Regions from separate parts of the Mus musculus genome. Here regions 2 and 3 are each linked to region 1. A link is a loop called in an ENCODE intact Hi-C map of the cell type or tissue named here. Cell type or tissue: heart. All regions are shown on one strand.

Region 1 (8,000 bases):
AGCTGGTTTTGAACTCATGGCAATCCTCCTGCCTCAGCCTCCTGAGTAGTGAGATGACAATTGTGTGCCCACCACATCCAGACCCAAAGGTCTCTTAATTTAGTTTTAGCTGATGTTTTCTCATAAGGAGAAGCCAGGCGTGGTGGTACACATCTGTAATCCCATCCCCTGGGGAGGTAGAGGCAGGAGGATCGGGGATTCAAAGCTTCCTGACGCTACATAACAAGTCTCAGGCCAGAGTAGACAGTAAGACCTTGTCATAAAAAAGAGAGAAGCCGGGTGGTGGTGGCCAATGAGGCCTTTAATCTCAGTACTCAAGAGGCAGAGGCAGGCGGATCTCTGAGTGTGAGGCCAGCCTGGTCTACAGAGTGAGTTCTAGGACAGCCAGGGCTACACGGGGAAACCCTGTCTCAAAAAATCAAACAGGGTGGGTGGGGGATAAAAAAAAAGAAGCATTTTGAGCAAGAGCATCCAGACATGGTACACACACACACACACACACACACACACACACACCCCTTGCAGCTCTTCTATGACCCTAAACCCTAGGTGGAGCACTTCACCGGAAGCAAAGCACCTATGGGCGTGGTAGGGATGGCAATCCCAGATACCCAAACACCAGAGGTCACCAGAGGTCAACCTAGAGAGATTTCTCCTGACTCATAAGCACACCTTCAGAGGCTCTCCAATGGGAGAAACCCCAAACTCCCACAGGAGCGGAAGGCTTTCGGTCCTGTTTGGCGGCCTGTCTCCAGCCTCTCCAGTCACAGGAATGACACAGCTTCTCCTCCAAACATGCAAAGTTCTTCCACATCCTGTGCCCTTTCCTCCCACACCCCTCCAACCTGGTCAACACCTGCTCTGTCTCACTCACACATCATTTCCTCCAGGAAGGCTTCCAGGATTTCATCAGGCTGGGCTCCCCTCAGTACTCTAATAAGCCTTCGGAGGTTCCTCTAGAGGTAGCAGTTACTGTGCCATGGTCCGGCTGCCAGCCTGTTCCAGGTCTCCAATCACAGAACAAGCCGCATCCTGTATTTTTTTTTCCCTTCCTTTCTTTCATGTCTATATATGTGAAGTGTGCCTATGTATATATGTGTTCACATGTGTGTGAGGGCAGGGGTGAGTGTGTGTGTGTGTGTGTGTGTGTGTGTGTGTGTGTGTTTGTGGAAGCTCAGGGTTGACAATGGGGGTCTTCTTTACCTTTTTATAGATTTATTTATTTATTATACAGGATTCTGCCTGCATTCGTGCCTGCACCAGATCTCATTACAGGTGCTTATGAATCACAATGTGGGTGCTGGGAATTGAACCCAGGTCCTCTGGAAGAGCAGCCAACAACACTCTTAACCTCTGAGCCGTGTCTCCAGCCCATCTTCCTTCATTTTTTGCTACCTTACTCACTGAGTCGAAACCACAGTTGATACGGTTAAGTCTGGCTAGCCAGCATTAAGCAAGGCGAAGGGCGGATTCCTTCATCTGTGCCCTCAAGTGCTGGGATTGCAGGCAGGCTGCCATACCCAGCCAGCGTTTGTGTGGGTGGGTGAGGATCCAAGGGCTGGTTTACACTTGCCCAGTAAGTGCTCTAACCACTGCACCATCCCTTACCCACACCTGTGCAGCACCTACCATGTGGCAGGTACTACATGAAACGCCTAGACTATAAAGGGTTAAGCCAGCTGGGCCTTGTGGCCTGTAATTCCAGGAGTTGGAAGGCTGAGGCAGGAAGACTGCTGGGAGTTTGAGGCTAACCTGGGCTACAGTGTGAGCTCCTGTCTCAAAGTCATAATGATAATAATAATAATAAAATAATGGCAGCTAGTGATATAGCTCTTTGTGGAATGCTTGCCTACATGCCTTGGGGTTTGATTTTTATTATTATACAAACTGGGCATGGTGGCACATGTCTGTAGTCCTAGTATTAAGATGGAGACAGAAGAGTCAGGAGCTCAAGGTCAACCCTTGGCTACATATAAAATTTGAGGCTAGCCTGAGCTATAGGGTACCCTGTCTCAAAATAACGAAGACATTAATAATAATAATAATAACAATAATGATGTTGATGATGATGATGCCAAAGCCTGCCTCAGGAAGTGTATGGGCCAATATGTCAAGAGACAAACAGTAAGAAAAGTGTCACTACACAATCTACTGTGTACTAGACCCTGGTGCCCAGAAATGTTTTCTCAATGACTAAACACCATCCTAGGATCTGGGAGCACTGGGGTAGGGTGAGTGAGGTAGGTCACCTGTAAACCAATGGACAACCTGTTCACTCCTGCTGCTCCAAAAGCTGCCAGCCTAGGACCTGGGGCTGAAGTGGGGTTAGCCTCCAAGGTGACTTCCGAATCGGCAGGCAGGTAGACTTCCTGAGCCACAGCCTCCAGGACAGCAGCCACAGTGTGGGGACTGGCCAGACTCGGGGTTCCTCCACCAAAGAACACAGACTCTACTCTGGAGGAAGAGGATGGAGACATAAAACCCCGGGGAAAACCCTTGGGGAACATCCTCCTGTAGTGTCCTCTCCGCCCAAGACCTTGTCTAATGTCCCCAGTACTGACCTCTGCACCCCGCTGAGCCGCAGCAGCGTCCTTGCCTCAGTCACCAGGCAATTCCGCACGGTCCCCTCCTCCACGCCGCGGGGGATGTACTTATTGAAGTTGCAGTAGCTGCAGCGTTTCTCGCAATAAGGCCACTGGGGACAGGGGATGCGTGTGTGAGCTAAGGCGGGGCTCTGGGCTGCCCAGGCCACTTCCAGGGTTTATCTCACACATCCCCGTTCCCATTCTGAGGTTGGTCAGCGGTGGTTGCGACAACTAAGCCACTCTGCGTCCCGTGGGCAGATGGCGATGAGATTACTATGCCCACTTTCGTGAGACAAAACAGGTTCCAAGAGGGACACCCAGCTAGTAAGCACCAGACTTGAGGTTTTTGGCCAAACACTTATTCCGGTGGCGAATGACGCGGGCAGATGTTGTACCAGATGTAATGTTAGGCACGGACAGCGTGCATGTGGGCTATGAACGGAACAGCCACGGCCACCGCCTCCTTCTGCTCTCCCCTACTCACTCACGTGCACGTAAAGCGCCGCACGCGTGCTCGCGGACTCAGGACTCGGAGGCTGTCCCAAGCTGTCCACACGGGGGCGCCGCTGGGCCGCCCTGGCCGCTGCCACCCATCTGCCGGTCCGGACCCCGGAGGGAACCATGGCGCGCAAGGCGGCAGAAAGGAGGGATGCGAGACCTCGACAGCGTGCCCAGCAGGGGTGTACCCGGGGCTGGGCCGCGTGGATAGCCCTGGCGGAAGTCAGAGGGGCTGCGTGACCTCGTATTGCCTCTCCCGGAGTGGCTAGAGAGCCCACGGCCTCGTGTCTGCGGCGCCACCTGGTGGACACTGTTGCACACACAGCCTATTCGTTCTCAAGGACACAGCCAGTCTATCTTTTGCCAAGGACGCAGAATGCCCCGCCAGCCTCTTGGCTCCCTGTGTCAGAGCGACTTTATTGACTCATACAAGATTTCTTTGTTTGTTTGGGTTTTTTTCAGTCAGTTACTTAGATTGGTGTGTACCTGGCTCAGATCTGAAAGCCAGGCCTACTAAAATCAGGTCAGTCTAACTGGCAGGGGAGACACTAACCAAGTTAAGAGTTAATTCGGTACTAGGTAACTGGCTGTGAGCTGGTGGGCCTACAGAAGTGTGCGTGGGAGTCAGCGGAAAGGAAGCTCACGGGCTGGGTATTAGAGGAACAGAAAATCGTTGGAAGCCAGGGGCGGTGGCTCACACCTGGAATACTAGAACTCCCGGAGGATTGTGGGAGTTCCAAGCCAGCCTGGGCTACAGTGTGAGAGCCTATCTCATAGAAACAAAAGAGGGGGAAAGACATGATGGCTCAGCAAGGAACGGACAGTTGCCCTACAAAGCAGAATGGTCCCTGGATGCCAAATATGTAGTGGGAGAGAGCCTCGCTCCACATAGTGGTCCTTTTGCCTCCATGGGTGCACCTTCTAGCAAACTCATGTGTGCACATAATACACACAGATACAATAATAAAATCAATAATTGTGGCATAAATACTGTATACATACATACATACATACAGGCAAAATACCCAATTACGTTTAAACAAACGAGAGAGAGAGAGAGAGAGAGAGAGAGAGAGAAAGTAAAACCTGAGGCTGTCCCAGCAACCACATGGTGGCTCACAACCATCTATAAAGTGACCTAATGACCTCTTCTGGCACGCAGGCGTACAAACACATATATTTAAAAATAAATAAAATTTAAATATAAATAAAACTTTGTTTAAAAAAAAGAAAAAAAAGTCATGTGTGGCAGAACAGCCCTATAATCCAGGTCTGGCTGACTGCATGAGACAATGTTTCAGAAAAAAGGAAGCAGGGCTGGAGGGGCTGGCTCAGCAGTTAAGAGCACTATCGGCTCTTGCGGAGGACCCTGCACCCACACACTGTGGCTAACAACCATCTGTAAGTCGGAAACTCCAGACTTCCTCCAGCATGCACATGGTGCACAGACATATGCAGGCAAAACACATGAAATAAAATAAATATTTTTTTAAAGGAAGGGAGGGAGGGGAAAGAGAAGAAAAGAATTCCACTGGGAACTGGCTTGGCAGGGAGGGTGGGCTGTGGTCTCTGAGTCAGGCCAGTCCTTGGCATCAGATGGAAGAGGTCGCAGCAATGGTGTGTGCAGGAGAGGCAGGACACATGTGAGGGGCTTGGAGGAGCTATGCCCCAGAATGGAACGATCATGGGCTTTGGAGTCGAGTTGTCGTAAAGCAGTTCTTCCTCAAGAAAGTAAGGTGTTCGGAGTACAGCATCCAGGAAGAACCAGTCAGAACAGGCCACACTCTCTGTTCTGGTCCCCTCTAGAAGAAGGATTGTCTTTCAGTGTGTTAGCCCAGCACTATGTGGCTCTAGAGCATACAACTTAGGGAGTGCTGTTTTCCTGTCCTTCAGCTGCGGTTGGAGTGGGGCACACACAGATGAGGCTCTATCTACACCAGGCGCCCTCCCAAGCCTAGGGCACCAGCCTCAGGACATCCTGGCCTTCTTCTCTCCCTTGCTGTAATACACACTCTTCATGTAACAGGACTGAATGCTCTGTCCATGGGGCTAAGCCAGTGAAAATTAAACCTACTTCAGACAGCTAGGTCTAAGAGAGTCACATCTCTTGCCAATGATCTAATGGCTCAGGAGGCAGACGGTGTTAGGAGAAGAGAGCTGGTTTTAGAAACGGCAGGTCAAAATCCCTTCACTACCATCTTGCTATGACTGATACTTGTGGTTTTTTTTTTTTTTTTTTGCATTTTTTCATTTTGTTTATTTGTGTGTGCATGTGTACGGGCACCCATACTACAATGCTTAAGATCAGAAGACAAACCAAGGGATTTAGTTCCTTGCCTCTATTTTGGGGGTCCCAAAAGTCAAACTCAGAGCATCAAGCTTGATAAGTGTCTTTTACCCACTGATCCCTCTCACCGGTCTCCTTTTATGCATCTTTTAAAGTAGAAAGGAATGCAAACCCACCGAAGGGTGGACAATAAGTGTGATAATAGGAGTAGCGCTATTAGGAGGTGTGGCCCTGTTGGAGTAGGTATGTCATTGTGGGTATGGGCTGTAAGTCCCTCTTCCTAGCTTCCTGAAGCCAATATTCTGCTAGCAGCCTTCAGATGAAGATGTAGAACTCTCAGCTCCTCCTGCACCATGCCTGCTTGTACGCCACTATGTTCCTGCCTTGATGATAACAGACTGAATGTCTGAACCTGTAAACCAGCCTCAATTAAATGTTGTACTTATAAGAGTTGCCATGGTCACGGTATCTGTTCACAACAGTAAAACCCTAACTAAGACAGAATTTGGTACCAGGGAGTGGGGTATTTCTGTGATAGGGTTGACTATGCTTTTGTCTGGAAGGATGTGGATTGGGGGCTTTAGATTTGGAAAGCAGTGGAATGCTTTAAATGGGGCTTAATGGGCCACCCTAGTAGGAATATGGAAGACTTCATTACTGAGAATGGTTTGAACTGTGCAGACCTGGCCCAAGAGGGTTCAGTGGAGAAGAATTTCATATGTAGCCTAGAGACTGTTTTTGTGGTATTTTGGTGAAGAATGTGGCTTTTTGTCCTTGACTGAAAAGTCTACCTGAGTCTAAGGTAAAGAGAGTTATATTAATTGCACTGACATAGGAAGTCTCAAAAAAGCCCAGCAGAGACTTTGTTCTCTGGTTAAGTCTCATGAAGAGCTTTTTGAACAAGCGTAGGAAACTTAGAAAAGAAAAAATATAAAATATATAGTTCAAGTATTAAAGGGGCACCAGGAAGTAAAATGAAGCTGAATCCTATGTTCTTGGAGATAACAGAGTAAGGGATTTAGGGGCAAGATCCCATCCAGCTAAATTTAGATCCAGGCATGCAGTACACACCTTTAATTCCAGCATTACAGAGGACAGAGGCATGCAGATCTCTGAGTTCAAAGTCAATCTACAGAGCAGTTTAGGCAGTGAAGGAGCTGGAAAAGAAGAAATGAGTGATAATGTAATAGAACAAGGGAGCCATGTTCCAGCTCCTGCAAGCAGCAGAACTCAGCAGCTTCAGCCATGTGGCTCTGGCGTTAGAGTGAAAAATAGAAGGGACTACTGGGACCATTGATGCTGGTTAGCTGGAGCTAAGAATTTAGTGGTAATTAAGAAGAGACCAGCATTACCCACCCAGGTGAAATCTTCTGGGAAGTGTTTTCCAAGAGCACGAAGTTGTGTTCCAGATATAGCCAAGGCTGTACCTCCTGAAGCAGCTGTACTTAATGTGTAAGAGGCGGTTGGTACTGGTTTTGAAGGCATGAAGGTATCATGAAGAGCAGCTGAGGCTCTGCACTGTGAGAGGCCATGGAAGGCCATTGGTGAAGGTGCAGCCTCAGTTGCAATTGATGGCCCAGGACTGAAGGGGTCATGCAAAGGAGTTGAGGCTTGGCACCATGAAGAGGGCCTATGAGAGGCTATTGGTGAAACCAAGTTGCAGTAGAAGACCCCAACGTATTAGAGATGTCAGTACCATGAGATGAACACCAAGAACAGCAGCAGCAAAGGAGTGGATCAACCTGAGCTTAGAGTGCTACAGAGGGCAGAGCTGGAGAAGTGACAACAACACAGAAGATCATGGATGGATCCCAGACATTGAAACAAGAAGCTGTAACATTGAAGTTGCCTTGGAAACCCCAAGATGCCAGAACCATGGGATGTCTGCTGAGGAAAGCTGCTAACAGGGAGTGGAGCCCAGGAGAAACAAGTTTGTTGCAGTCAACAAAAGATGAAAAGGAGTTGAAGATCTGAAGACTGCTTTGACATCAGCCATGGAGATGCAGAGTTTGGAGTTTGCCCAGCTGGTCTCCTGTCTTGCCTTGGTTGATACAGTTAAGTGATTGGATGAATCTCAGAAGAGACTTTGAACTCTGGACTTTTAACACTGTTGAGACTGCTATAGACTATGGGGACCTTTGAAGTTGGACTAAATGTATTTTACACTATGCTATGTTTAGGTATGGTCCCCATAGACTCATGTTTGGACAAGCCTATGGGGGCCAGGGAGCGGACTGTGATGGTTAGTATATGCTTGACCCAGAGAGTGGCACTATTAGAAGTAGGTATGTCACTGTGGGTGTGGGCTATAAGACCTCACCCTAGCTCCCTGGAAGACAGTATTCTGCTAGCAGCCTTCTGATGAAGGTGTAGAACTCTCAGCTTCTCCCGCACCATGCCTGCCTGGATGCTGCTATGTTCCTGCCTCAAAGATAATGGACTGAACCTCTGAATCTGTAAGTTGGCCTCAATTAAATGCTATCTTTATAAGAGCTTCCTTGGTCATGGTATCTGTTCACAGCAGTAAAACCCCGACTAAGACACCGGTCTTGCTTCACTTGATTCTGGTTGCCCTTACATTTACTCAGCTTTAAAACCAATAACCGGGGACTATCTGGAGAGATGGCTCA
Region 2 (8,000 bases), 69 kb after region 1:
GTAAACAGAAGCTTTGAGGAATGCAGTGACTTGTCAATGTGACCTTAGAGCTTAATGTAGTGCTGGCTTGAAGTCCTAGCATCCTGTCCCATCCTGATCTTGGCTTCTCCTGTGTGACTCTATTCCTGGGAAGCCATGAACAAATATCCAGATAAGGAACCAATGATTGAAGGATATATGGTCACCACCGAAGTCCAACTTGGTGAACCATGAATTTTATTGAGGTTACTTATAGAATCATGGGTGAAAGGTTGGTTATAGAAACAGAAATGACTCAGCTGCATCCCAAGAGCACACCCCAACAGGGATGACAGCTCACAAAAGCTGGGAACCACGCAGCCTGCAGGCAGGGAGCCTGGAGTACACTGAGCAGCCTGCGGGCAGCGTGGCAGGCATGACATCTGCTTTTTCCCTACACATACACACCTCCCTGTCTGTTAATTATTATTCAATATTCAAGTCAAGTGTTCTTTAGCTTTCAGAAAAAGAGACAGGCTGTATAAGTCTTTAGCTTTTGGTGTCTGATTTATTTCAGGTAACATTATGTTTTCTATTAGAGTTTCTTCCAGGTGGTTCTATTGGTCTGAGCTACTGTCCAGCTGCTGGGCTAGTCTCTATTTCTTTCTGGCTGCATAGTAGGTCTCTGCTTCTAGGCAGCTTAGCTTGTCTGAGAGCTGCTCCCAGCCAGCATTACTACTTATATTCCCTTGAGGGAGGGACCTACTGAATCTGATCAGTTTTTTTTTTAAGGTTTATTTATTTTATTTGAGTACACTGTAGCTGTCTTCAGACACACCAGAAGAGGGCATCAGATCCCATTACAGATGGTTGTGAGCCACCATGTCCTTACTGGGATTTGAACTCAGGACCTCCCAGAAGAGCAGTTGGTGCTCTTAACCTCTGAGCCATCTCTCCAACCCCCAAATCCGGTCAGTTTTGCAGACCTCCTGAAGCCCATGGACTTGTTTGCTTTCTGAACATAAGGGGCTTCCCTGCAGGATGGGACAGTCGTCCCTCTCGCCCCCACCCCCCTCAGAATACCCTGTGCCTCCACAGGCTTTCCTACGGGATGGAAGGTTGTAATCTGGTAAATGTTACTCCACAGCTTCTCAAGGGCTGCTGGGACTCGTGTTTTCCTGGCAGTTGCCCCAAACAACCTGGAACATACAAGACTGTACATGATGATATTTGGCTGTGGCAGGGAGATCAGCACCAGACAAGTCTTTTGTTCCCAAGGGAAATGTTCCCAAGGTCTGATAGGCTTACTGCCTCCCACACTGCCTGTTTCACACTTAACCGGATTAAGCAGCCTCCCTTGAAGAGAGCACCTGCTGCCTGTCCTCTGCTATCTGATTCCCTGGGTCGAACCTCTAAGGGTTTTTTATCCTCAAAACCCACACACCACCCTGCCACATCCTCAGAGAAGCCTGTCCTGATTTCACCTCTCCTTCAAGCCTTACCAGGCTGGTGTGAGCCCTTGTCTTACAATGCATTTACTCCTTTGACTGGATTTAAATGGTGGAGACCTCTGAGTCTCAATTCCCTCTCCTGTAATGTCGGGAGCTGACTCCTAGCAGAAAGCGGCTATCATCTCTGCAGCCATCTCAGGCTATTTACTTACAGGTTGGTACTTTTCCACCCTGACGAGAGACTTGTTTTCCTAGCATGATGTTTTTGCAAGCAGCCTACCACAGCTGAACACACTCTGGTAACAACCCGTTTTTCTCCTGCGCATCCTGGACTTGTGGTTACGGGACTCCAGCTGTACTCCCCAGCTGTGCTTATACACCCATAGCTGCCTTTCAATAAACGAGACTTGAGACTTGATCAGATTGCCTGTCTTGTCTCCATTCTTTGAGTCTCTTGCCCCTCCATCCCTACTCTGTCCCTTGCAGACCCCATTGACTGACCCTCAGACTGGGTCACTGTAACACTCAGATAATATTGAGAGGATTGGGTTAAAAAGAAACAATAGATGATCAAGGATGTAGTTCAGTAGCATAGTACTTACCTAGAAAGAAAGACCTGGCTTCCATAAGTGTGTGTGTGTGTGTGTGTGTGTGTGTGTGTGTGAGAGAGAGAGAGAGAGAGAGAGAGAGAGAGAGAAGAGAGAAATTTTAATGCAGCGATATGGCTTCTCTAATCATGTCCAAAGACAGTGTGTGGTCTGGCTGGAATGCAGATGCATCCTTAGTATAAATCTGTAAGGTAAAACTAGTTTATAGAACTAAGGAGCCACATTTGAAAGTGACATCTAATTGAGGGGCAGACAAAGTGGTGGATTCGAGAAAGGTTTGACAGAATGAGTCAGAGATAGGGTAGTCCCAACTCTCATTAGAACAGCAAGTAAAGTTATTTAAGAGTAGTACAGGGGGAGAGGGAGAGGGAGAGGGAGAGGGAGAGGGAGAGGGAGAGGGAGAGGGAGAGGGAGAGGGAGAGGGAGAGAGAATGGATTTCATGAGGTTCAGTGCAGGTTGGCAGAGGCAATAGAAGCCAGAGATAAGAGAGAGCCAGACGATTAGAACAAATGGCCAGAGTTAGTTTGAGTCCAAGCAAAGCGATTGAGTGAGAAGCTGAGAGGAGCCAGATTGAATCGGTTACCTTGGAGAGGAGGTTGAGCCAGAAAGGCTGAGTTGAACCAGCCAACCAGAGTTCAGAAAGAGCTAGGAAGGAGGAGCTTATTCAGCAGTGAGTTCTCAGAGGTCTAGATTAGCAGACGGAGGCTGGAAGCTGAAGCCTTCAAGGTCTAGGCTTGCAGAAGATTACACTGGAGGCTAGAAGCTTCCAGACCTAAGCCTAGGGAGAGCTAGGTAGAAAAGCTCTGGGCTCAGGCCAAGCTGTATCTGCACAGCTTTGGTACAACTCTCATCTCATCCGTTCATCTGAGGACATAAAAGCAACTTTTCCTCTTACTTGTGTGGGCGTGTGTGCCCGTGCCCATTGTACGTGTGTGTGTGTGTGTGTGTGTGTGTGTGTGTGTGTGGGTGCGTGCCACAGTGAGCTTGTGGAGATCAGAGGTCATCTTTGTGGAGTCAGTTGCTTTCTTCAGTCTTCACATGTAACCCTGGGATCAATCTCAGGTTGTCAGGCTTATGTCACAAGTGCCTTTACCTGCTGACCACCTCATCAGCCCCGAGTGAGTAGAACACGACCACACACCAATATACAAACACACACAACCCTACACATTCACACGGAGGCTGGCTTCAGACTTACCATGCAACCCAAGATAAGCTTGAAGGACTCATCTTCCTGCCTCCACCTCCTGAGTGCACCTCCATGCCTGGTGCTTAGTGACTTGGGATCCCAATTGGTTTGAACTGTCTGGTTGTTTGAATAAGAATGGCTCCTATATTCAAATGCTGAGTTACCAGGGAGTGGCACTATTTGAAAGGATTAGAAGATTTAGGGGCGTGGCCTTGTTGGGAGTCTTTGTGGCTTTATTGGAAGTGTGTCACTTGGGGGTGGGCTTTGAGGTTTCAAAAGTCCATGCCAGGCCTAACCTATGTGCTCTCTCTCTCTCTCTCTCTCTCTCTCTTCCCCCCACCCCCATGGATCAGGATGTAGCTTTCAGATACTGTTCCAGCTCAAGCATCCCACCATGCTCCTGGCCGCAATGCTAATGGACTAACAGGCCCTGAAGCTGTAAGCAAGCCCCCAGTGACACGCTCCCTTTCATAAGAGTTGCCTTGGTCACAGTGTCTCTTCACAGCAAGAGAACAGTGACTAAGACAAAACTGCATACACACCTCTCTCCCAAAAATATATTCAGCAACCTGGGACCCCCACCTGCATGTAGCTAACTGTACACTCCTCTCCAAGCAAAGCAGTTGGGTGACTCCAATCTATGGCTTCCTAGTAACCCTTTGTACTTCATGTGTGTACCCAAGCACATTCTAAGGGAAACTGGCTAAACCAGCCGAGACTGATTTCCAATGCATTCGCAGTAAGGCAAACTGTCTGTTCAAATTTGGGGTTCAGATTTCCCCTACTTACCATTTTATGCCTGTACACAATTAGGCATGCATATGACTCAAATCAGATGCATCATGAAGAGGGACACATCTTAGTTAAGATTTTATTGCTATGAAGAGACACCATGACCACGCCGCCAAGTCTTAAAAAGGACAACACTTAAGTGGGACTGGCTGGCTTACATTTTTAGAGGTTTAGTCCAACTGAGAGTTCTATGTCGTGATCTGCAGGCAGCAGAAGGAGACTGTGTGCCACACTGGGCATAGCTTGAGTTTAAGAGACTTCAAAGACTGTCTCTACAATGACACACTTCTTCCAACAAGGCTCCACACCTTCTAATGGTGCCAGACCCTATGGGCCAAGCATTCAAACACATAAGCCTGTAGGGGCCATACCCATTCAAACCACCACAGGACATAACAAAAGCTACCATAACCTATCTATCAACATAGAAAACCACCTGAATTCTGCCCCTAAGCCAACCAACTTGTCCTATTCATGAACCCACAAAAGAATCCTTGCTGCTTTGCTATTTGTGTGTGCTTTTTTTTGGGGTCTTTGAATAAGATGTCAAGAATCCACAAACAGAAGAGACCATCAGTAACACACTTGGTGAGCCATCCTGGAGGTTGCAGAAGTGAATTCTCTCCTGCTTCATGGATACAAATTTCTCTCTCTAGTGTTTTATTCTTGGCCCAGGATGTCAGGTAAAAGGACAGAGGCAAAGGTGAATGGGACAAGAGATGTCAGGTCCAGTGTCAAGAGAACAGGGGAGCCGGGCGTGGTGGCGCACGCCTTTAATCCCAGCACTCGGGAGGCAGAGGCAGGCGGATTTCTGAGTTCGAGGCCAGCCTGGTCTACAAAGTGAGTGCCAGGACAGCCAGGGCTACACAGAGAAACCTTGTCTGGGGGGGTGGGGGGGGGGGAGAAAACAGGGGATGGCCACTCTGCCTGGATGGAGAAGGCAGTGAGGTGTAAGAAGATGGCTACATCTGTCTTCTCTGCTGGGCTTGCAACAAACTCACAGCTAACCCAATGAATTCAGTGGACTAAATGAAATGTAACAAAGTAGATTGCTGTACTCTGTTCCAACGTTGTTCAGGAAGCCTTCTAGGGGAAAGAGCTTTCTTACTCTTTTTGACCCCTTTCCTTGCCCCCTCTCCCCCATCTCTCTCAGTTTTTCTTTGGTCTGGGTTACAATGGAAGCCTGAGACTGATGTATTTCCATGCTTTCAGATTTTGTTGAGTAATTACTATGCTTGCCTGCATGGGTCAATAAGCAATTAAAAAGATAAAGAGGCAGGCTATGGTGGTGCAAGCCTTTAAACTCAGCACTTGAAAGGCAGAAGCAGGTGGATCTCTGAGTTCGAGGCCAGCATAGTCTACAGAGGGCTACACAAAGAAACCCTGTCTTGGGGAAACAAAAGATAAACAGATAAATCCACCTATCTGCTAGGTCACAGTGCGGCCATCAAGAACGATTTCTATCCTCCTTTTGATAGAATGGCCTTTCACAACTTCTTCAGACAATTCACTGCTACATTCCAAAGATAAGGCTTCCTCAGAATACTAGTACACTCCCTACAGCCAATGACTCCAAGCACTCAATGACTCAATCTCTCTCTCTCTCTTTCTTTCTTTCTTTCTTTCTTTCTTTCTTTCTTTCTTTCTCTCTCTCTCTCTCTCTCTCTCTCTCTCTCTCTCTCTCTCTCTCTCCATATATATATATATATTTACATACATAATATGAGTACACTGTAGCTGTCTTCAGAGACACCAGGAGAGGGCACCGGATCCCATGACAGATGGTTTGAACCACCATGTGGGTACTGGGAATTGAACTTAGGATCTCTAGAAGAGCAGCCAGTGGTCTTAACCACTGAGTCATCTCTCCAGGCATGTCTCTGTCTCTTTGTAACATAATGACCAAGCCCGCTCAGTCAGTCAACAGGTTCTCCAGTGTAGAAATAAGTATTAAAGAGCAAAAAGACAATTAGATAACATTGTAGCATGACCCCAACCAGTTCTGAGGCTGAGGCAGGTTTATTTTTTTCCTTATCTGCTTTTATAATTACATACAAGTATTTAGGTCGAATGGTACAATGAGGAACAAGCAAGACAATAAACACAAATAGTCAAGGAACAAGCAAGACGATAAACAAAGTCCCATGATGACTCCCATGATCACTGTATCTAAGAGCTTATCAGAATGATCAAGATATCTGAGCCTACTTCCCTGTCCTAACCCAAAGTCATATTCATTCCTGAAGCCTACTTCTTTGTTTCACCCTAACATCAGATCTTTTTTTTTTTTTTAAAGATTTATTATTATACCTAAGTACACTGTAGCTGCCTTCAGAGGCACCAGAAGAGGGCGTCAGATCTTATAAGGGATGGTTGTGAGGCACCAAGTGGTTGCTGGAATTTGAATTTAGGATCTCCAGAAGAGCAGTCAGTGCTCTTAACCGCTGAGCCATCTCTCCAGCCCTAAGATCAGATTCTTGCCTGAACTTACTTCCTTGCCATGCCCTAAGGTCAGATTTCTGCTGGAAGCCCATTTCCTTGCCCTTGGCCAATGTCAGATTCCTGCTAAATGGTCCCACAAAGGCTCTCCACACATAAGCTGATACAACCCTTCTTTAGTTACAGAGGATCTCCTCTAGATTGTATTTAACATTTGAAACATTTTATGGATTGTACCTTTCCCATTTCCTACCCAGTCTAAGGAAGAAGGAGCAATTACACTTTGCATGTCCTTGGCTTGCTTGACTGGGCAGGTCCCTGCCAGGACTTTACTCCTACAATGCTTGTGACGAGTCATCTCTCACGGCTACCACTTCTCCCTCAGTTCTCATTCAAGCAGAAAAACAGCACGTGAGCCAAAGCCTTTCATAGGGAGCTCACTGGAAGGAGGCCCGGTTCTCTTATTAGAGAGTGTCTAGAAGCCATTCTCTACACCCAGGAAAGGGGACACAGATTATGGAGGGACTCAGTTTAAACACAGAGGGAGAATAAAAAGAGACATCATGATGTCCATCTCAAGCCAAAGCCAGAAGCCTGCAGCATCCTAAGGAAAGCTTCCAGAGGGGGATATCCTTGGGACCTTCAGCTTCATCCTACTTCTCTCTTCAAGGAGGATGCTCTTTGGGGGCAGGGGCAGTTTAAATTTTTTTTTTTTTAGATTTATTTATTTTATGTACATGAGTACACTGTCACTCCCTCAGACCCACCAGAAGAGGGCAGTGCATCCCATTACAGACAGTTGTAAGCCATCATATGGTTGCTGGAATTTGAACTCAGAACCTCTGGAAGAGCAGTCAGTGCTCTTAACTGCTGAGCCATCTCTCCAGCCCAAGTTTAATAGTTTTCCATTTTATCCTTCTCCCTCCATTTCAGGTCATTGTGGAAAGCTCTGATTTCATCCTACTGGACTCCCTTCTCAAATGAATCTTTAATCAATAACAAATATTGGACCCAGACCTTAGGAAATGGCATATCGTAATTTATTGGAATATTTCCTAGCTCCAGTACTAACTGGAGTATGGAGAGAGATAACCCCTAAATGGCAGGTTCTGTACATGCTAATTATGTGTGTGGACTGTAAGCTCCTTTGGGGGTAGGAATAATAGGATGAGATAAAAAAGAAACAGGACGGGCTGAAGAGATGGCTCAGTGTTTAGAGCATAGACTGCTCTTCCGGAGGTCTTGAGTTCAAATCCCAGCAAGGACATGGTGGCTCACAACCATCTGTAATGAGATCTGATGCCCTCTTCTGGTGTGTCTGAAGACAGCTACAGTGTACTTACACATAATAAATATATCTTTAAAAAACAAAAAACAGGAGTTTAAGTCAAAATAGTCTATGTGTGTGACTGAGGATAGATAATTTTCTTTCCAGAAATGACTCAGCAAAAGTAGCACTTGTCACTCAAGCATGACGACCAAAGCTTGGCTTCCCCAGAAACCAGCATCAAAGCCAGGTGGACATGCTTTAAGTCTCGTCTCCCAGGATGTGGGAAGCAGAG
Region 3 (8,000 bases), 53 kb after region 1:
AGACTGCATTAGCAACAAACTAACCACACTCAGAGATTAGGTAACATGCCCCTTGGCCATTAACTCTGCTCTCTGTGTAGAGCAGCCAGGGGTGTATCTCAAGACAAGCTAGCTTCCAATTCTTGTTCTTTCCAGTTCAGCAAAACCAGCATGGTGATCCATGCCTGCAATTTCACAGCTTCAGAGGCTGAGACAATAAGATTAATAGCTTCAAGTTGCAGGACAGCCCAGGTTACACACCAAGACCCTGCCTCAAAAACACAAAAGAAAACCCAAATATGGACTCGGTGTGCTGGGCAGCAGCAGCAAAGCCTGCCTGTATCCTAATCAGAGGGTGGAGGACAACAGCTTCCCACACCACCATGCCTGGAGCACCATCTAGTGCCCGCTCCCCGATTCTCTTCATCCTCCCACCAGTTTGGGTCTGAGTCCTATGGGCCTAGGTGCTTGACCTCTGAGGGCTAGGTCAATGCCCTCAGAGACCTGTGCTGAATATTTGAGAAACCTAAGATGGAGGCTTCTGCAGGGGAGAGTAGGGGACAAACCGGATACTTCGTTTGGAAGGATGAAAGCCAGCCAGGAAGGATGCAAATATGAGAGGAATGGAAAGAAGTTGGGCCAGATACTCAGAAAATATTTCTCTCCTTCTCTCTCTCTCTCTTGATAAATAGGTCTCTTCTGGACATAGTTTCTCTGAGGCCTGACACTGAAGCCCTCAGAGATCACAGGCCTGAGGGCAGTAAGTGACCTGCTTTGTTTACACAGAAAAATGCCAAAGATCACAAATGTTGGGGTTAGGGTAGTGGCTCAATCAGTAAAGCGACTGCGGTACAGTCAGAAGGAACTGAGTTCGGATCCCCAACTTTCTTTTCTTTTTCTTTTCTTTCTTTCTTTCTTTTCTTTTCTTTTTTTTTTTTTTTTTTTTTTTTCGAGACAGGATTTCTCTGTGTAGTCCTGGCTGTCCTGGAACTCACTTTGTAGACCAGGCTGGCCTCGAACTCAGAAATCTGCCTGCCTCTGCCTCCCGAGTGCTGGGATTAAAGGCATGCGCCACCACACCCAGCTGGATCCCCAACTTTCACACAAAAGCTTGGCACCATGGCTCAGCCACCTGTAACTTCTCAGTGCTAGGGGCTGGGGGACAGAGAAGAAAAAATCCCTAGAACTCACTGGCTAGCCATCCTAGCAGAATCAATGGGTCCCAGGCTCAGTACCCTACCTCAAAATGGTAAGGTAGAGAGAGATAAAGGAAAACACATTTATCAGTTGCCTTCACCTGCACTTAAAACACAAGTGAGGGCTGGAGAGATGGCTCAGCGGTTAAGAGCACCGACAGCTCTGCCAGAGGTCCTGAGTTCAAATCCCAGCAACCATATGGTGGCTCACAACCACCTATAATGGGATCCGATGCACTCTTTTGGTGTGTGTCTGAAGACAGCTGCAGTGTACTCATATTAAAAAACAAACAGCCGGGCGTGGTGGCGCACGCCTTTAATCCCAGCACTTGGGAGGCAGAGGAAGGTGGATTTCTGAGTTCAAGGCCAGCCTGGTCTACAGAGTGAGTTCCAGGACAGCCAGGGCTACACAGAGAAACTCTGTCTCGAAAAAACCTCCCCCAAAAGAAAGAAAGAAAAGAAAGAAAGAAGGAAAGAAAGAAAGAAAGGAAGGAAGGAAGGAAGGAAGGAAGGAAGGAAGGAAGGAAAAACAAAAACAAAAATCACATGTGCATGGAGCCATGAGCCCCTAGGTCTCCTCAGGAAAGAAGGCAGAGGGATGTTAAAGCACTTCACAGGAGCTGAACATGTACTAACATCAGTGTTAGAGTGCTAATTCACATACATACATACATACACACACACACACACACACACACACACACACACACACACACACACCAGTTTGTTTCTTAATTCTCAGAAGGCACTTAGCTCTCAGAACCTGAGAGTTCCAGCCAAAAAGACATCTTCCAACTTGTCCGTCCAACTTCTTCTCAGGGGGGCTGTCTTTTGATTGGGTGCACAGGGTTTATCTGTTTAGCCCCAACTGTCCTGGAATTTACTTCATAGGCCAAGCTGGCCTTGAACTCAGAAACCCTGGCTCTGCCTTAAAGGTACACACCACTACTCTCATCGGCCTTAGTAGTGTCTTTTAAACTTAGTAGTGTTTTCTGAGACATATTCCTCTTTCTGCCGTGCCTCCACTATTCCTTTCCAAGACCACAGCCTGCACAATAATACGGACAACAGGCTTAGTAGTTTGCCCTTCCGTGCGGTAGAGCAGGATAGGCGATGTGCATACCTACTGGACGCAGAGGATACCACCATTCACCTTGTTGCACAGCCAACTCTCCCAGCTTGGCCTTTCCCCAGCAAGCTCCTGCAGTCCCCTCCGTGTCTGGTCATATTAGATTTATTCAGCCAACTCTCTCCTGCCAACCCCTTTCCCAGATCTTGCACTGAAGACAGATGAAAAAATGGGCCCAGAAGTGGTAATGACTGAAAGGAGGAAGGAAGCCGGGCAGTGGTGGTACAGGTCTTTAGTCTCTGCACTCAGAAGGCAGAGTCAGGCAGATCTCTGTGATTTCAAGGCTAGCCTGGTGTACAGAGCGAGTTTCAGGACAACCACAGCTACAGAGAGAACCCTGCTCCAAAAAGTAGAGGAGGTGGTGGAGGAAAAGAAGGAAGGAAAAGAAAACAAAGGAAGGAAAGATCTGTTATACTCAGTGCCCTGTGGACCCCCAAACGGTCCCCACATTTTTCACGGGAGTTAATACAGCTGAGAGAATGCCCTAGCAGTATTCAGCTCTATTCCTCGGGTGTACTGTTAAAAAGCCTCCACTCCTGGCTCTGTGTACCACATGGGACGCATACAGAATTCTGAACTAGAATTTGAACTCAGCCTGGGACTCCTGTGGCTATGAGCAGCAGCCCCAGATCCCGGGCAGGCCTGGCTTTTCCCTTTGCCTAGGTGGTAGGGTAGTGTGTGTGAGGGCTACCCAGAGTGGGGTCAGCCCCTGCCAAGCACTGCAGAACTCCCAAGTTCCCTTCTCGGGACTGCCCAGCCCCCTCTCTTTTCGGAATGCTGCTCGGGGTACCTGAGAGCGCGGACACTCTGCAACTTCGAGTTCGGCCGAGGGCGAGAGAGCAGCGTCCGGGGGCCCCGCGCCCCCAGGCTCGCGATACACAGCCTCCCGAAGCGCAGCATCCCGTGATAGACAGCCATGGCTCGCTTCCGCCGCGGGTCCGGGCCGGGAGTAAACTTTGAAAGTGAACGAGGCGAGGGTAATTAAGAAGCGGACGGGGAGGCGGGAGGGTCGCTCTGCCTATGGGGTGAGGAGGACTGGGTCCCCGCGGGGCGGGGCGGGGCGGGGCGAGGAGAGGCCGGGAAGTGGCGACTCGGTCCTGGCCACCTTTGCGTGGGAACTGCAGCCCTTCAAGCCCGCCCTCGAAGTCCCGCCCTTGTCCCCCCTCCCCCTCCCGGGGCTCCCAAGACCGGCTCTGCAGCACAATACAGGGCCTTCCTGCAATCATCACTCTAACTTTGGAGGGCCTAAGAGTTTCATAAACGGGAAAACAATCAACAGTCTATATAGAGCCAGATGACAATGCCTGGACTGGTTGGTCCCACGTGCCCAGTAGGGCTTGGGTCACGTGGGGACTTCCTGGGTGCTGAGCTACAGGCCAAAGGAATCTGCCCCGAGTGCCCCTGAGGCCTGCCAACTGGAGCAGAGGGCCTCTGGGGAGAGGAAAGGTAGTTGGGACCTACCGCTCTGATGGGTAAACCCCTCTGTATTCGGAGACCTCCGGGGACCAAGGTGCTAGTCTGGCCAGAGGCTAAGAGTCAGCTTTACTTCGACCTTGCATCCTCCCCACGACTCTGAGAAGAGTACCAGGTAGACAAGATTAGGTGGCATCAGGGACGCGTCTGTTGTATCCTACCTTCCCTCTTTCTGCTCTAGCCTGAAGCCTTAAACACAATTTCCTCAGCTGCTCCCCTAGGCTCCAAAGGACCCTGACTTTGTGACTCAACCCTCTAGCTGTGCCCTTAGGAATGTATTCTAACGTCATCCAAGGAGGATGGGTGACAAGATCTACAAGAGGTGAGTGCTCAGGCTGTGCGCTGGGTGTCCAAAGATGAGTACACTAGTCCTCCACTTTCTAGCTCCTCGTTGTCCTGAACGATCTGGGAAAGAAGAGAAGAAAGGCCCCCGGCCGGGTGGCTTCCCTTCTCCTGACTTGGAATGAAGAAAGCCAGGCAGAGGAACAGTTGGCGGAGGGTGGAGGTTAGCCTGGTGAACCTTTGCCTTGATCTGGTTCAGCTGGGGTCATGACTAATACAGCTACTCCTTCTCTGATCTCCAGAGTGACCAGATATCTCTCTCTTTCTCTCCCTCTCCCTCTCCCTCTGACAGCTTTTTGGAAAGAATCTGTGTTCCGTTGGAGAACAAGTCAAGAGGAGAGACTTTGAAAAGCTGGGCTTGAAACGGCATGATGCCCTCCAAATCAAATGTATACAGTGGTTTCAGACAGCCAGGCCCAGGGAGTGAAGGGTGCTGACTGGTATCCCAAGTTCAGGAGCCAAGCCCTGCCTTGAAGGCTTGGTGGATGACCCTGGACAAATCGTTGATTCCTTCTAGATAAATAATTGTCCTGGCAAAGTGAAGGGTACATTCTGGTCCCCGGGACCCTTTCTCTTCCTGACTAGTCTCTGAGTGAGTCTTGGGGGGAAGGGAAGATAAGCCATTCTGCCTGTCCTATGGGCTAGCCTGGGGAAGCCTTTATCGCCTTCCCCTTGTTTCTCTGACTCAGAAATGGACTCATAGACCTGCATGATTCCAGCCAGGGCAATAAAGGTAGGAGAATCAGGAACTCAAAGTCATCTTCAGCTACACAGGGAGTCTGTGGCCACCCTAGGGAGAAAAAAAAGAGACAGACAGACAGACAGACAGACAGAGAAAGGGGCTCTAATGTCAACATGAAGTAGCTTTTTTTTTTTTTTTTTTTGAGACAGGGTCTCATATAGCTCAGGCTGACCTCATCTGTATAAATCTTAGCATGACCTTGAACTTTGATCCTCCTGCCTCCTTTTGTCTTCTGGAATTACAGACTTGCACCACTGTGGCCAATCTTATGTGATTTGTTCGTGCACACCATACGTGCACACAATGGAGATCAGAAGACAACTTGTTGAAGTTGGTCTCTCCTTACACTGTGTGAGTCCAGGGATTGAACTCAGGTCATTACGCTTGGCAGGAAGCACCCTTACCCACCGAACCATCTCCTGGGCTCCTACTGTTGCTATTTTTTGGAGACAAGGTATCATGAAGCCCAGGCTGGCTTCAAACTTACTAAGTAACTGATGTTGGTCTTGAACTCCTGATCCTCCTGCCTCCTGCTCCAAAGTGCTGAGATTATAAATCTGTCAACATGTTCTCCTGTGTCCAAAAAATCTAATCACAGTGAAACAAGTATAATGCCTCTAGCCATAGAAATTGTCTTAGCTGAAATGATAAAGGGGGTGGTGGAGGAGAAGGAAGAAGGTAGAGGCCAATAGTCTTATAAATTTTGTGTTGCAGGCCTGATGATAGATAGATATATAATACCAGCTACTTTAGAGAGATTGAAGCAGGAAGATTAAAAGGTCAAGGCCTGCTTGGGCAATTAGAAAGATGCTGTCTCAAAATAAAAGGTAAGCTGGCATGGCAGCACACACCCACCTTTAGTTGACAGGCAGATCTCTGAGTTCAAGGCAAGCCTGGTCTACATAGAGAAACCCGGTACTGAAAAAAAAAAAAGTGGGGCTGGAGAGATAGCTCAGTGGTTAAGAGCACTGACTGCTCTTAAGGTCCTGAGTTCAAATCCCAGCAACCACATGGTGGCTCACAACCATCAGTACAGCTACAGTGTACTCAAATACATAAAATAAATCTTTTTTAAACTAAAAATTATAGAGAACTTGTCTAGCATGTTGAGAGCCCTGTGTTTAATGCCCAGCACCATATACACACACACAACAACAATGATAATAACAAAAAACAAGAGCGAAAAGATAACAATAAGTAAAATATAATAAACTAAGGTGTCAGCTGCACCTACAGGCAGAATCCCCAGCCACTTCCAAGCCAACCTGGAGTACATACTGAGACTTTGTTTCAGTAAATAAATAAGGCTGGGTGTGGCACATATCTTTCACAAAGGCAGGCAGATCTCTGTGAGTTCCAGGCCAACATGATCTACATAGTGAGTCTCAGGCCAGCAAGGGCTACACAATGAGACCCTGTCTCTACATGAATAATAAATAAATAAATAAATAAATAAATAGATAGATAGATAGATAAATAAATAAATAGAGAGATATCCTATCTTCAGGTAATAATGCATAAAGGAAAGAATATGGATTTAGATTTTGGTTTGATTTGGGTTTTTTTTTGTTTGTTTGTTTTTTTGTTTTTTTGACACAGGGTTTCTCTGGGTAGCCCTAGCTATCCTGGAACTAGATTTATAAACCAGGCTGGCTTTGAACTCACAGAGAGCCTCCTGCCTCTGCCTTCCAAGTGTTGGGATTAAAGGCAAGTGCCACCACCACACAGCTAGAATGTTCAAAAACAAAAACAAAAAAACCCCCACAACCCCCAATGAAGCTATCGTTCGAGGGTGTTGCAGGGTGCAGCCTTCTGAGTAAAAGCCACCATCTTCATCAGATCAGCAGTGCCTGCTGACACGAGACTGTTGACTCTGGAGTTTCTCAAAGGAATGGGTGGGGAGAGTCATAAGATTGTCGCTTAGATTCTAGCCACTCCTCCGTTTATATGGAATTTTACCCTAATTGCAGGGCATGTGCCTGAGGTACTAGACTGTGTAGGTCTGGGAAAGGTTAGCTGGTGGGAACTCTGTCCAAGTTGAGTGGAGACTTCCCAGTCTGGTAACTTGGAGGGGGGTGTCACTCACGCTCCCATAAGCAACCCCTCGTCCATGCCTATAAGACAGTTCAATACACTTATTCGTCCTCCAATGCAGACTTGGAAGGAATCCAATCCAAGAAGGATTGGAACCTTAAAAGGAGAAGATAGGCATTTATACTTCTCTAGGGACAAACCTATTTGCAACAAAAGACCCATTAAAAATATAATTAAAAAAATTAAACACGTGCCGGGCGTGGTGGCGCACGCCTTTAATCCTAGCACTCGGGAGGCAGAGGCAGGCGGATTTCTGAGTTTGAGGCCAGCCTGGTCTACAAAGTGAGTTCCAGGACAGCCAGGGCTGTACAGAGAAACACTGTCTTGGAAAAACCAAAAAAACAACAACAACAAAAAACACTCAAAAGTAAAGAGAGAAGATAAAACTAAGGTAATTAAAATAGTTCAAAGGGGCAGAGTATGGAGTCTCATGCCTTTAATCCCAGCACTAGGAAGGTAAATCTCTGTGAGTTCAAGGTCAGCCTGGTCTACAAAGAATCTAGGACAGCCGGGGCTGGTTACACTGAGAAATCCTGTCTTGGGGGGAAAAATCAAGAAAGGAAGAGGCAGGCAGATTTCTATGAGTTTGAGTCCAGGCTGATCTACATAGCAAGTTTTGAGACAGGGTTCTCTGTGTAGACTTAGCCAGCCTGAAAGTTGGCCATATCACAAATAAAATTTCTGATGAAGTCAGCAAGATAGCTCTGAACATAAAAGACACTTCCTAGACAAAAGCCTGGTGTTAGACCAGGGACCATCCAGGAAACCACAGGAAAAAGTAAGATGCAGACCAGGCAGTGGCGGCGCACACCTTTAATCCTAGCACTGGGGAGGCAGAGGCAGGCAGATCTACAGCCTGGTCTACTGAGTGAGTTCCAGGACAACAAGGGCTACACAGAGAAACCCTGTTTTCAAAAATCAAAGGAGGTGTGGGGGCTTGGGGGAGAGAGTAGGATGTAGTAACATATATCAGCAACCACAGCACTCCTAAGGCAAGGGAGGAGATGAAGACAGGAGACTCTCCCAGAAGCTCAGCCAGCTAACC

What was found. A loop is a pair of places that touch in the nucleus more often than their neighbours do. Peaks named below come from ENCODE experiments on the same cell type or tissue, not always from the same donor. Only the 100,000 strongest peaks of a DNase experiment are listed, where the experiment ranks them.
Region 2: it touches region 1 in a loop (2.1-fold over the local background); 7 of 42 quality-filtered maps call a loop at or near these places.
Region 3: it touches region 1 in a loop (2.0-fold over the local background); 6 of 42 quality-filtered maps call a loop at or near these places.

What each region holds. Positions count from the first base shown.
Region 1 is chr11:94,545,910-94,553,909 of GRCm38, forward strand. It overlaps Rsad1 (radical S-adenosyl methionine domain containing 1), which reads right to left and starts at 3,298. Exons shown (of 9, transcript NM_001013381.2): 1 at 3,074-3,298; 2 at 2,562-2,695; 3 at 2,250-2,454. The coding sequence starts at 3,208. In heart, no CTCF peak of the experiment used is centred here; DNase peaks (open chromatin) are centred at 1,582, 2,712 and 3,282; H3K4me3 peaks cover 1,637 bases; H3K27ac peaks cover 1,780 bases.
Region 2 is chr11:94,614,457-94,622,456 of GRCm38, forward strand. No RefSeq gene overlaps it. Among named protein-coding and RNA genes, the nearest start is that of Lrrc59, 11 kb to the right of the region's middle. In heart, a CTCF peak has its summit at 7,209 (motif pointing right); no DNase peak of the experiment used is centred here; H3K27me3 peaks cover 1,543 bases.
Region 3 is chr11:94,598,549-94,606,548 of GRCm38, forward strand. Acsf2 (acyl-CoA synthetase family member 2) reads right to left here and starts at 3,238. Exons shown (of 16, transcript NM_153807.2): 1 at 3,095-3,238. The coding sequence starts at 3,222. In heart, a CTCF peak has its summit at 373 (motif pointing left); a DNase peak (open chromatin) is centred at 3,383; H3K4me3 peaks cover 1,845 bases; H3K27ac peaks cover 1,928 bases.